Linked DNA regions of Homo sapiens: region 1 is linked to region 2. A link is an interaction called in ENCODE POLR2A ChIA-PET data of the cell type or tissue named here. Cell type or tissue: Panc1. All regions are shown on one strand. Each heading gives the region's core, and the rest is flanking DNA. Links, peaks and the distances in the headings are about the cores only.

What was found. ChIA-PET counts read pairs that join two places held together with the same protein. Peaks named below come from ENCODE experiments on the same cell type or tissue, not always from the same donor. Only the 100,000 strongest peaks of a DNase experiment are listed, where the experiment ranks them.
Region 1: POLR2A ChIA-PET joins it to region 2 with 11 read pairs; 2 of 35 experiments call an interaction of 5 or more read pairs at or near these places.

What each region holds. Positions count from the first base shown.
Region 1 is chr3:187,918,781-187,924,169 of GRCh38, forward strand. No RefSeq gene overlaps it. Among named protein-coding and RNA genes, the nearest start is that of LINC01991, 55 kb to the right of the region's middle. RefSeq lists an enhancer at 478-657. In Panc1, for the core only: no CTCF peak of the experiment used is centred there; no DNase peak of the experiment used is centred there; H3K27ac peaks cover 1,001 bases.
Region 2 is chr3:188,564,342-188,569,730 of GRCh38, forward strand. The region is part of intron 6 of LPP (LIM domain containing preferred translocation partner in lipoma); the gene reads left to right. It overlaps LPP-AS1 (LPP antisense RNA 1), which reads right to left and starts at 4,325. Exons shown (of 2, transcript NR_046623.1): 1 at 4,034-4,325. In Panc1, for the core only: no CTCF peak of the experiment used is centred there; no DNase peak of the experiment used is centred there.

The sequences.
Region 1 (5,389 bases), core at 321-5,320, 650 kb before region 2:
AAGTTTCGTTACTCCCTAGGGCTTGTTGGTGAGAAAACACATGTGAGTCTTTAAATTGAAAGTGTCAGAGACGTGTTGTTCCACCAAGGGAGGAGTGGGGGGCAGTTGGCCAGCTTACTTTAACACGACTCTGAAGATAAGTGCTTGGTAAGCACTGTATTTGTATTTTTGCTTTTTGCCACTTCAGGCAACCTACCTACTGCCAATTACAAGTTGAAAAGCTTTGGAGATAGTTTGTATAGAAGGTCCTCTGCCTACAGAAACTTCTGGGAGGCTGAGTACCCTAAAAGAGATGTGCATCCGATGAGGTTGTGTCTGATTCTCCTCCAGGTTTGGACAGACCCAATTCTAGTTTCCCATTAGGGCCCAGATCCTGCCCACAGTCTGGGGGCTAGAGAGGCTAATCTCAAAGGGCTAGAAATGAGTCAGTTTCCACGCTCAACATCAGGCGTGTGGCTTCCTGAAGCACAGACGAGGAAGCGTTGAATTTCAAAGAGCAAATTTTTTTTTTCTTTGCATACCATATCCGGAACTGAAACCACCAATTCATTTCACTTAAGATTTTGCACTATACTCAGATCATCAATAACATCCCAGAGATAAGATACCAAGATTTTCTCAATGCAGACATTCTGTCTTCCTCTCTTTCTGTCTTTTGGTGATGACTGTTATTGAATTCTTCTTCTTTTTCTTCTTCTTTTTGAGTCCTAACAACACAAAATTCGGAAGCCTTTGTTTTTTTCATAGGTGTCTGTGAGTACTAGAAGTCAAATGTCCAAAAATCTGCTGAGACTTTCACCTTGCTCATAACTTTCTGCTTTCCCTTGCTAGTCAGGTGTGTGTAAGATCACAGATCCAGCATTCCACTCAAGGGGGTAACTAGATTTGCTGAGGGCTCGCTGAGGTAACCAGTCACCTCACTAAACAGTGAAAGTGGTTGAAAGATGGAGTCTGTGGCAGATTCATGCAAACTACCCTCACAATGAGAAAAGCAATGGAAAATACTCACATCCTCCTGATGCTGCTGTAACATCAATATGTTAGGAGGAAGGAAGATTCCTACATATCACAGTGCAATTTATAAACCACTTTCACATTCGTTCTGTCTTGATTCTTACCGGAACTTTTGAGATCAGCCACACAAGCATTATTCTTCCCATTTTAGAGATGGGGGCACACAACACTAACAAAAGTAGAAAGATGGACCTAAGCAGTGACAGTGACAGAGCCAGAGGCCTCCGATTAGACCCCAGCTTTATTGATTCTAAGTCCAGTATTCTTGTAACTGCTGTCTAACCTTATGTATAATATAATATTACATCATAATCCATGACCTAATGTTACACAGTCATTTGTTGACATTTTAAAATTTCAAGTTCTTGCAGGTCAGAGTTAATGGTTGTTGGTCATTACTTTGGTATAACCCTTGCAGGCCTCTGCTTAGTTTATTCAAAAAGTGGGGGAATGGCATTAAATTCTGTGTTGCTTTCAGTTCTAACATTTTGTGAGTCTATGTGTCATCCTTGGAATTGCCCAAAAGTGTTACCACAGTGTTCACCACGGAGCATCAGTTCCCAGGATGACAGTAGTTTTAGGTAAAAATTGACACCACCATCAAATAAGTTTTTAAAAAGAAGGATTGGCCAGGTGCGGTGGGTCATGCCTGTAATCCCAGCACTTTGGGAGGCAGAGGCAGGTGGATCACGAGGTCAAGAAATCGAGAGCATCCTGGCCAACATGGTGAAACCCCCGTCTCTACTAAAAATACAAAAAAATTAGCTGGGTGTGGTGGGGCACACCTATAGTCCCAGCTACTCGGGAGGCTGAGGCATGAGAATTGCTTGAACCTGGGAAGCGGAGGTTGCAGTTAGCCAAGATCATGCCACTGCACTCCAGCCTGGTGACAGAGCGAGACTCCGTCTCAAAAAAAAAAAAAAAAAAAAAAGCAGGATTATTCCAAATGAAACAGGTTGCTTTGCTACAGCCCTTCTCAGAGCCTTTGAATGTAAATCTACAGGGAGGAAATATGGATACACAACATTCCTCTTTACTTGGCCCTAGAACACGGATCTTATGAGATTAGTACTCCATGGAGTTCATTTTAATAAACAGTGGACATTCTCTAATGATCCCATTGGTCTCTCAAAGCAGCAGCACACATTTCAAGAGAAATTTTGCACCATTCCAGCACCACAAACCCCACGCCACACCGTGCCAATGCCGCACACACCAAGTCATGCGGTGTAGTCCTCCAACCCAGGGCCACCTGAAGTTGAGCAATTCCAGCTGCACAATCTGGATCACATCACTTCAGCCACAGAAGCTTTTGTGTTTAAAAAAAATCCCCACAATCTGTCTGAAAGCAAGGACTTCCACATGTTGCCTGAATACAGGACTAGAGACAGCGCCTTTCATTGCCTTGGAAGTTTATTGCCCTTTCATTTCCCTGAGTGCAGAATCCCATCATTCTCCCGATTATGAGAGGAGAGAAGAGAGGCTGCCCAAGGTTTTTGCATCCTGCCTCTTGTCATTCTGTCTCCCCTGGCTTTTCTAGTATCTTTCCTCTTTAGAGAAAGGAATTCTAGACTCTCAGACTCTTAGGAGTGTGGAAAACCAAAGGGGAGATTTCTCCAATCTGCAGCCACTCTTAACTTGACTCTTCCCCTTTGGCCTCCCTTCCAGAGCCTCTGTTGAACAGCTTCTGTGGGGCGGTGCTCACTCCATCCAGAGGCAGCCTGGCTCCATGTTTTCACACTTCAGATTATTCAAAAGTTCTGAACCACACTCTGTCTTGTGGGAACTTCCTACTATGGGCTCCAAACAAGTTTGATCCTGCTGATCCTGCTTCCACACGTGTAAAATGTGTCTTCCCCAATCTCACAGGCGACTCTACTTGTCTCAAATTCATATCTTAAAGGTCCCATAAGCAGTATGTACTTCCATTTTTGAGCCCAAAATATCTTCTGGCTGAATTAACTTTCAGTCATCTCTTCCAATCTCCATGGTTCTAGGGGGCAAGTCTTTGTGGTGACAAAGATATTATTAACCTCTTTAACTGGGAACCCTCTCCTCAGAGTTTAGACTTCCTACCCTGGGGTTAGATCAACAAATGCCGTAGAGAAAGTTAGTGTTTCTACTTTTGACCTCAGCTACAACTTGTGCTTAGCTGAAGATTGCTAACTATTTAATAGACTAAGACAAATTATCTTTAGTTCTAGAATGATATGAAACTTCCTAGGACTAAATTATGCAAAGGAAATTTCAGCTAAAATAAGGCATATAGGCAAACAGACATTTTAAATGGCCTTGGGAATTCTGTTTTATTTGCAAGAAGAAAATAATTCTTATTTTCCCCTTGACTTGAGTAGATGTTCTGCAGTCTTTGTCAGCCATCTAGTTGGTGCTTTAAAGTATTTTTCTTTGTCTGTTTGGGTTTTTTGAGTTTTAGAGACATAGTCTTACTCTGTCACCCAGGCTGGAGTGCACTGGCACAATCAGAGCTCACTGCAGCTTCGAACTCCTGAGCTCAAGCCATCCTTCCACCTCAGCCTCCCAAATAGTAGCTGCTGGAACTACAGCTATGTGCCACAATGCCTGGCTTTTTTTTTTTTTTTTTTTTTTTTTGGTAGAGATGGAGTCTCACTTTGTTGCCCAGGCTGGTCTCAACCTCTTCATGGCTTCGAGTGGTGCTCCTGCCTCAGCCTTTCAAAGTTCAGGGACTACAGGCATAAGCCACTGTGCCTGGCCAGTGATTTAAGATTTTACATGAATATTTTACTTTCCTTATTATTTATTCCCATAATAATCCTTTCAGATCATATATTATTGTATCATGTCATTACGCTTTGATTATTTTATGAACACATTGGTGCTTCTGAAGAAGTTCTTATAGGTTCAAGTCTTTTTTCCTACTGTTGGAATCCTGAACTGTGATGCAGGAGTTCTGGGTTCTAACACCTGTGTGACCGTAAGCAAGTCCCTTTCTCTTTTGGCCTTCAGTTTCTACATCTATAAAATGAAAGAGTTATGTGGTGAACTAGATGATCTCTGAGAAACCTAATTCTGGCCAGCCTCTAGCAATTGCTTGTCCTTATTCACAAAATAAACAGAAAGATGGAAAACAGGGCTGGATTCAGGAGGGCAAACTTTTCCCTACTAATTGCCATACTCATTGTGTGTGGGAAATAAGATCTCATTATCTTTACATCTAAAAAGACAACATGCCCACAGCCATTAACTACACTCGACACAGTGACAATTATTTTTTACTGTAGCAACTCTGCTTGGTTCAAGTAAAGAAAAATTTGAGAGAAAGTTCAAGTCCTGAAACTGCTAATGCCTTCCTGTGATGGTATGTGGGATGCTGTGGGGGTAGGGAACAATAAGCCAGACAGTTCATCTTAGGGGTAACCTCTTTGGTTTATGTAAAATGTATGACTCAAAGCAAATTCATTCTTGTAGGCTGCCATGCCTGAAAGAGGATGAAGCCTCTCTGAAAAGCTATTGGCCCCTTCATACACTTAATCAGCTACATCTCTATGTTCTATGTTGCGATGTCTAATTTCCAGAGGAAAGATCATTTTCAAACCACATAAATGATGATGCTTTTGGAAAAAAAGAAACCAACAGAAAGGAAAACCCACCTCTCCTAAATGTAAAGATTTCGATATGAACTTGCTTATTGTTTGTATTATACACCCACATTCTTGATGCCTGGTATCTCTGAAATCATTTCAGTTTCCAGAAATCATTTGAGACACTCCTACACCCAGGGTTTTGATAAACAGTCCAGTTTCTACAGAGAGTAATTACTGTGTGTGTGTGTGTGTGTGTGTGTGTGTGTGTGTGTGCGCGCGCTTGAGAGACAGAGAAAGACAAGTTTTGGGGTAGAGAGAGAGAAAACCAGAGCACACTTGTGAACTACACAGCATGGGCACCTGCAAAGGCTGGAGTAGGTTCTACAGTAATGTGCAAAGGAATTCAATGAGCATGGGTCTTCCTGCATGAATTAAGAATTTCTCTTTTGAGAGTGCAAGAAATTTTAGGGTAATTTTACTCAAATGCTAAGAATAAAAGTAATGATCAACATTTTGGAGCACTTACTATGATCCAGGAGCTTTTCTAAGAGATTTAGTACATAATGACACATATATTATTCATAAAAAGTCTGTGAGGTTGATAACATTATTATCCCATTTTGCAGATGAAAACACTGAATCGCAAAGAATGACCTGGATGCAATTAGAGACTATTATTCTAAATGAAGTAACTCAGGAATGGGAAACCAAATATTGTATGTTGTCACTGATATGTGGGAGCTAAGCTATGAGGGTGCAAAGGCATAAGAATGATACAATGGACTTGGGGATTTGGGGGGAAGAGTGGAGGG
Region 2 (5,389 bases), core at 246-5,245:
TTACAGATCGCAGAGGAGCATCCTCACGGATAATTCCCAAATCACAGATAATGTGTTGTTGTGCTTTATAAGCAGAGAGACACAAAATAAACTCTCTCCCCTATCCTTCTCTTTTATTTATTTATTTTCCTTCTGTTAATAGATTTAGTCATTTTTTAAAACCATAATATACCAGGATGAGCCAGAATTATGTGTGTCTAAGTTCTTTTAAAATAAAGAAATCGTTTCTTGGGTCTGTTTTAGTTAGGTCCTTTCAGGTTGCAGGAACCAAGATGTGCTTAAAGTTACCTCAGATGACTTTAGATGATGGGAATTTATGGTAATATACAGGGAGAAGGAAGGAAGTCCAAAAACCCATGTCAGCAACTAGACAACCAAGCCTCATGGAGACTTGGAATATCATTGAGGACACAACAGCAGCTGATTTTGTCATTCCTCAGAAATAAACATCCAGTGTTTCCTTGTCCGGTGGGTCTTTGTTGGACAAGGACTTAGCTTTCTTCAATTTTCCTTCTGTTTTCTGTGGCAGCTCCTGTTAGTGATTCTGTTTAGTCTTCTTCTGAACACTAGGATGTTCGTTATATGATGTCCTCCTGCCTCATGGCCTCCTCATCCTACGCCGTGTGTCTCTGGCTTTTGCTCCATTCCATCTCTGCTCCCAGCTTTTCTTTTTCTGTATCCTTACACTGAAAAGCCTGAACCAACAGGACCATTATTTTAGCTGGTTCTTCTCCAGTACACATGGAGGAGGAATTCTTCCTCCAACACAGCTCCTGGGTATCTAGTCTGGTTTGGGTTCAATGTCTGATCCAACTAGCTGTGGCCAGAGTGCAGAATTACCTGTTACAAAACTGTGGCAATGTAGTTATTAAAACAAGCAACTTTTTGAGGGTTTTGCTTAAACAGAGTGGTTGGTGTGGTAGAGACAACATTGTATGTACTTCTCTATCACAGAGAGAAATTTATAAAGTCAAGGCAAACCAAATATCTGAGGCTGGGACTTCACCCCAGATGTTTGCAAGTAAACAAGTTGTGGACCTTAGAGATCCGCTCCTCTCACTTTCTGACTGCCTCTTGCTTTGGTCTGTAGACCAATGTTCCACTAGTATTTAGTTTTCATTCTGGTTTTAAAACGGTTTATCTGTAAACCTGTAATTTAAACTTCTGATAAGCAAAACTAACATAGTAATGAGCCCATTAGAAAGCAATCGTGAGATACTATTAGACTTTGATAACTTTCAAGAAGCTTTATTCTATTTTTGCCCATTCAAAGCTAACATTTTTGGCAGTTTTAAAACTGAACGGGGTTTTTGTTTTTTCCTAAATATGTTTGTCTGATGTATATTATATCTTATTATGGCAAAGAAACTTAAAGTACCAAATAGAATGAAGACATATTTGATATTAAAATAATGAAAAACATTCAATATTTGATAACTTCAGAGAGACTTTGACTAAGCTTCAAGGTTATTTTTATAAACATGTACTACTGGACAATGTATAGAAGTTTCTTAGCTCACAGATTTTCACTTTGGTAGATGAGGACTAATGTGTTTGCCAGAATGTGCACCTCTTCTCTATTTACCGTAAAGAGAGGTGTGGGTAGGAGATTGCACAGTGTCACTTAGGGCTTAGAGGTGAGGGATTTTGGAATAGCTTTTAGTTTAACCTGCGTGTGAGAAAAGAAGGTTTCATCGTGTGGTTAATAGGAATTTTCATATGATAGGAAAAGGATTAACAAGATTTAACTTTATATTCTCAATAACTTCCCAATTAACCAGTGTCTTTGATGAGGAAAAATTTGAAAATTATACAGTTGTGTTTCTTTTCAATCTTCCCTTGCACGATTACAAGACGATGGAAAAGTGCTTACACTTTGATTGCTGTTCCTAATAACCATGTTAGAATTTCACAGGTGATCTGGAATATCATATCTTGACTTTCATATGTGGGAGCAAGAGTCAGCAAACAACCTTTCTGTGCTTAGAGATGATTTTATACATAAAATAATATTGTTTTGAAAATGAACATTGATGGGAACTGTGTCATATTTTCTGTATCATATTTCATGTTAGCTTTATTAGTTAGCTCTCATTACCTCACCAAATAACTCAGATTTAAAAATATGTATCTTAACTGTGATCAGCCTAAGGACTCTATTCGATGATCAAGTCATAGTCAAATCACAGTCTCATCTCTTAATGTGTTCCTTTGATCCTCCTCCCAACTCTCCCTCCAACATTCATACCAAATCCTTGGATGTTTCTGCTTAGTTCAAAAAGCCATGTTCTCTCACTATGTAAATTATACCAAGAATACCACTAATCATATACGAGAAGCTAACAATCTATGCTTGAGTTGTGTGTTTTTTAATATCATGCTTTGGGATATGATGCCAAATTGGATCTCCAATTTGCCTTTAATTAGTCAGCAACACTTATTTAATGCCCACTAAGCTCAGAGCAAGGCTTGGAGGGTGGAGAAGGGGAGTAAGGAGATCGAAAAACAAATACACTATCATTTCCAGAATAGTTACAGTATCTTTATGCATACAGAAAACAGATAAATGAAAGGATTTAGAAAACTTAAAAGCAAAATCCAAATGAGTGCAAATTGGTCTGATACAAACTGAGCTATATAAATGCAAAGAGGATGCAAATTATAAAAACTTGAAGAGTTTAAAATTGCTATCTTTCTACTTTTATTTTCATAATACTTTGCCATGAGAATTCTTAGATCTCAGGACACCATACCCTTCAGTGAGGAAAGTTTACTGGTTCAATTGTATGATTTAGAGAAACAAACCTAATTCTTAGCATTTTATGGGCTTCTGAGAGATGACGCTGTAAAACTTTTTGAGTCTCTGTTAAACTTTTCTCGTCATTAAAGCTTTTATGTAACCTTGAACAAGTTCCTTAACCTCTCTGCGCCTCAACTTCCACATCATTAAAATGGGGATGATAATAGGACCCATCTCATAGGATTGTTAGGACTATTAAATGTATTATACTCTATTACTTGTATCCTATAAAATATCTTTCTCACAGTTTAATTTCTTGAAAATTGAAACACATCCTATGATTGATGTGGTAAGAAACCATTGTAACACATATTAAGTGACACCTGTTGGTTCTTTGTTAGTAGGTTAGTAGGGAAAAAAAAAGATGCAGTTTATAGTCAAAGCCGTGTGTAAAGTGTGTCTAAAGTGCTTAAAACAAAGCCTGTCATACAGTTGGTCTTATAGAATGATGCTGTTATCATCATTGCCTGAATACCATATTTGTGGTATGTAAAATATTTGTCTCCAATTTCACTGGCTTCTGTCCTATGAAGCAGATATACTTATAGTTCCTGGTCTTTGAGTAAATAGAGCCTAGAAGGATTATCAGATATTACACAACTGCCAAATAATGACTTACATCAAACCAAGAGTTTATTCCTCTTCTCATGCATATCAACACCTGTTTAATCTGATCATGTTTTCAAAAACCCACTAGTGATCTATTTATTTCTAGCTATAGCTTTCATCACCTGTATTTGGTGATTTGTTGCTGGCAGAGTCCATACTCATAACACTAAATCTGACTACTGTGATTACAACAGTCTTTCTAAGTTAGATACCACTAATGATATTGATTAGGGAGAAGGCATTCTTTGTGATCCTATTTGCACGATCTCGGGTAATTCACTTACTGGACCCAATTGTTAGTTGTGAAATGTGAATGTTGAAAGCAGTGAATCTTCCAGCTGCTTGATTTGTGATATCACTATCAATTTACCTACTGAGGAGCTTCATATAAATTGGTCATTTGTAGAAAGTAGTTCAGTGGCTGAGAATCTGGCATAATATTTTATTTTTATGAAATTTCAGTAAACATTATTGAGCAACTTGTAGGTTTCAGGCTCCACGATAGGGATGCAAGCATGTAAGACCTCTGTCCAGCAACTGAGAGGTAAAACTACAATGAGAAAGATAGACTGGTAATTCAGATTTATTTTTAAATAATAGCTTTTTGAGATATAATATACTTACCCTTCAATCCACTGACTCTGGTTTTAAAGGAGATGATTAATACATTCACTCAACCGATATTGAGCATCTGATATGTGCCAGAGACTTCCTATGTGCTAGGGTTATGGAGATTGACAATAGTTATACAAAACTGAGCCTGTCACAAAATGTGTATCGACAGACAGTCTTCCATTTGGTGCTATAGACCAGTACTCAGGGTCAGCAGAGGGTACTCTGGAAGCATATTCAGGGACAAAGCAAACCTAGTCTTGGAAGATCTGAGGAAGTTTCCTATGATCATGTCTGTCTCCTGCCATAACACCCTGAATGCATCCGATCTGAACTAAACTGAGGTCTGACAAACTTGTAGGAGTTTGCGAGGTGAGTGGCTTGGGGAAAGTAGAGAGGAAGAAGTTTTTCTGGAAGAGAAAAGAAAATATGCTGTGGCTCTGAGGTGAATCACATATAATGCACAATAGCTTAGTATTGTGATAACATTTGGGACTGTGTGGGCAGACAGTGGCTGCAGGGCCTGAAGGGTGGAGAGGGGGAACTTACGCTTCAGTAGGGGTGTATATGTCTTATTATGAGGTCACAATGAAGATTGAGGTCAGCTAGAGGATGTGACATTCGAGTTGGGTCACAAAGGATGTACAGGAGTTTTTCAAGGCTGACCACAGTCTAGGCAGAAGAAATTGCAATTGTGAAAGGAAGATTTGCGTGAAAGAATGGTGTTTTTGGCTGAGTGAGGAATTTGAAGTATCTGGAAAATGGAGTAAGTGGCACAGAGAAAGAAAACAGCCAAATAATAATAATAATAATAATAAATTGGTGAGGGTTCGGAGAGCCGCTTACAATTGGATTCGGTGCAATGCAATGACTTTATATGTTCTGTACCTTGTCCTTGTAGGCAGTTGCAGGCACTAGGGACAGGAGTCTGGGGGGAAGACAGGAGCATTGAAAGTTTGAGGAAAAAATGAGAAGCATGCTTTAGAAAGATAATCTGAATATACTTGAATTGGAGGGGCCCTGGATTGTGAATGAAAATTAGAAGTATGTCATCTGTATTGTGTAGGATAGTGCTTATCTACAAAGAATTTTATGTAGAATTCCCCATCAGATTAACCCTTTGCAGCAATAGCCAATTATTTCTGATATTAAAAATTATAATTAAATAAAAGATATGGATTGGTAACTAAACATTTATTGAGAAGTTACTGTATCACTTCCACAAATCAATTCACTTATTTTTCTTAGTAATCCAATGATGTAGCCTGTCATTTCTCCCATTTTTCAGCAGAGGAAATTGTGGCCCAGAAGGTTGTATGTAACTCATCGAGGCACTAAGTGGCAGAGGTCATGTTTCAGCCTCGGCCA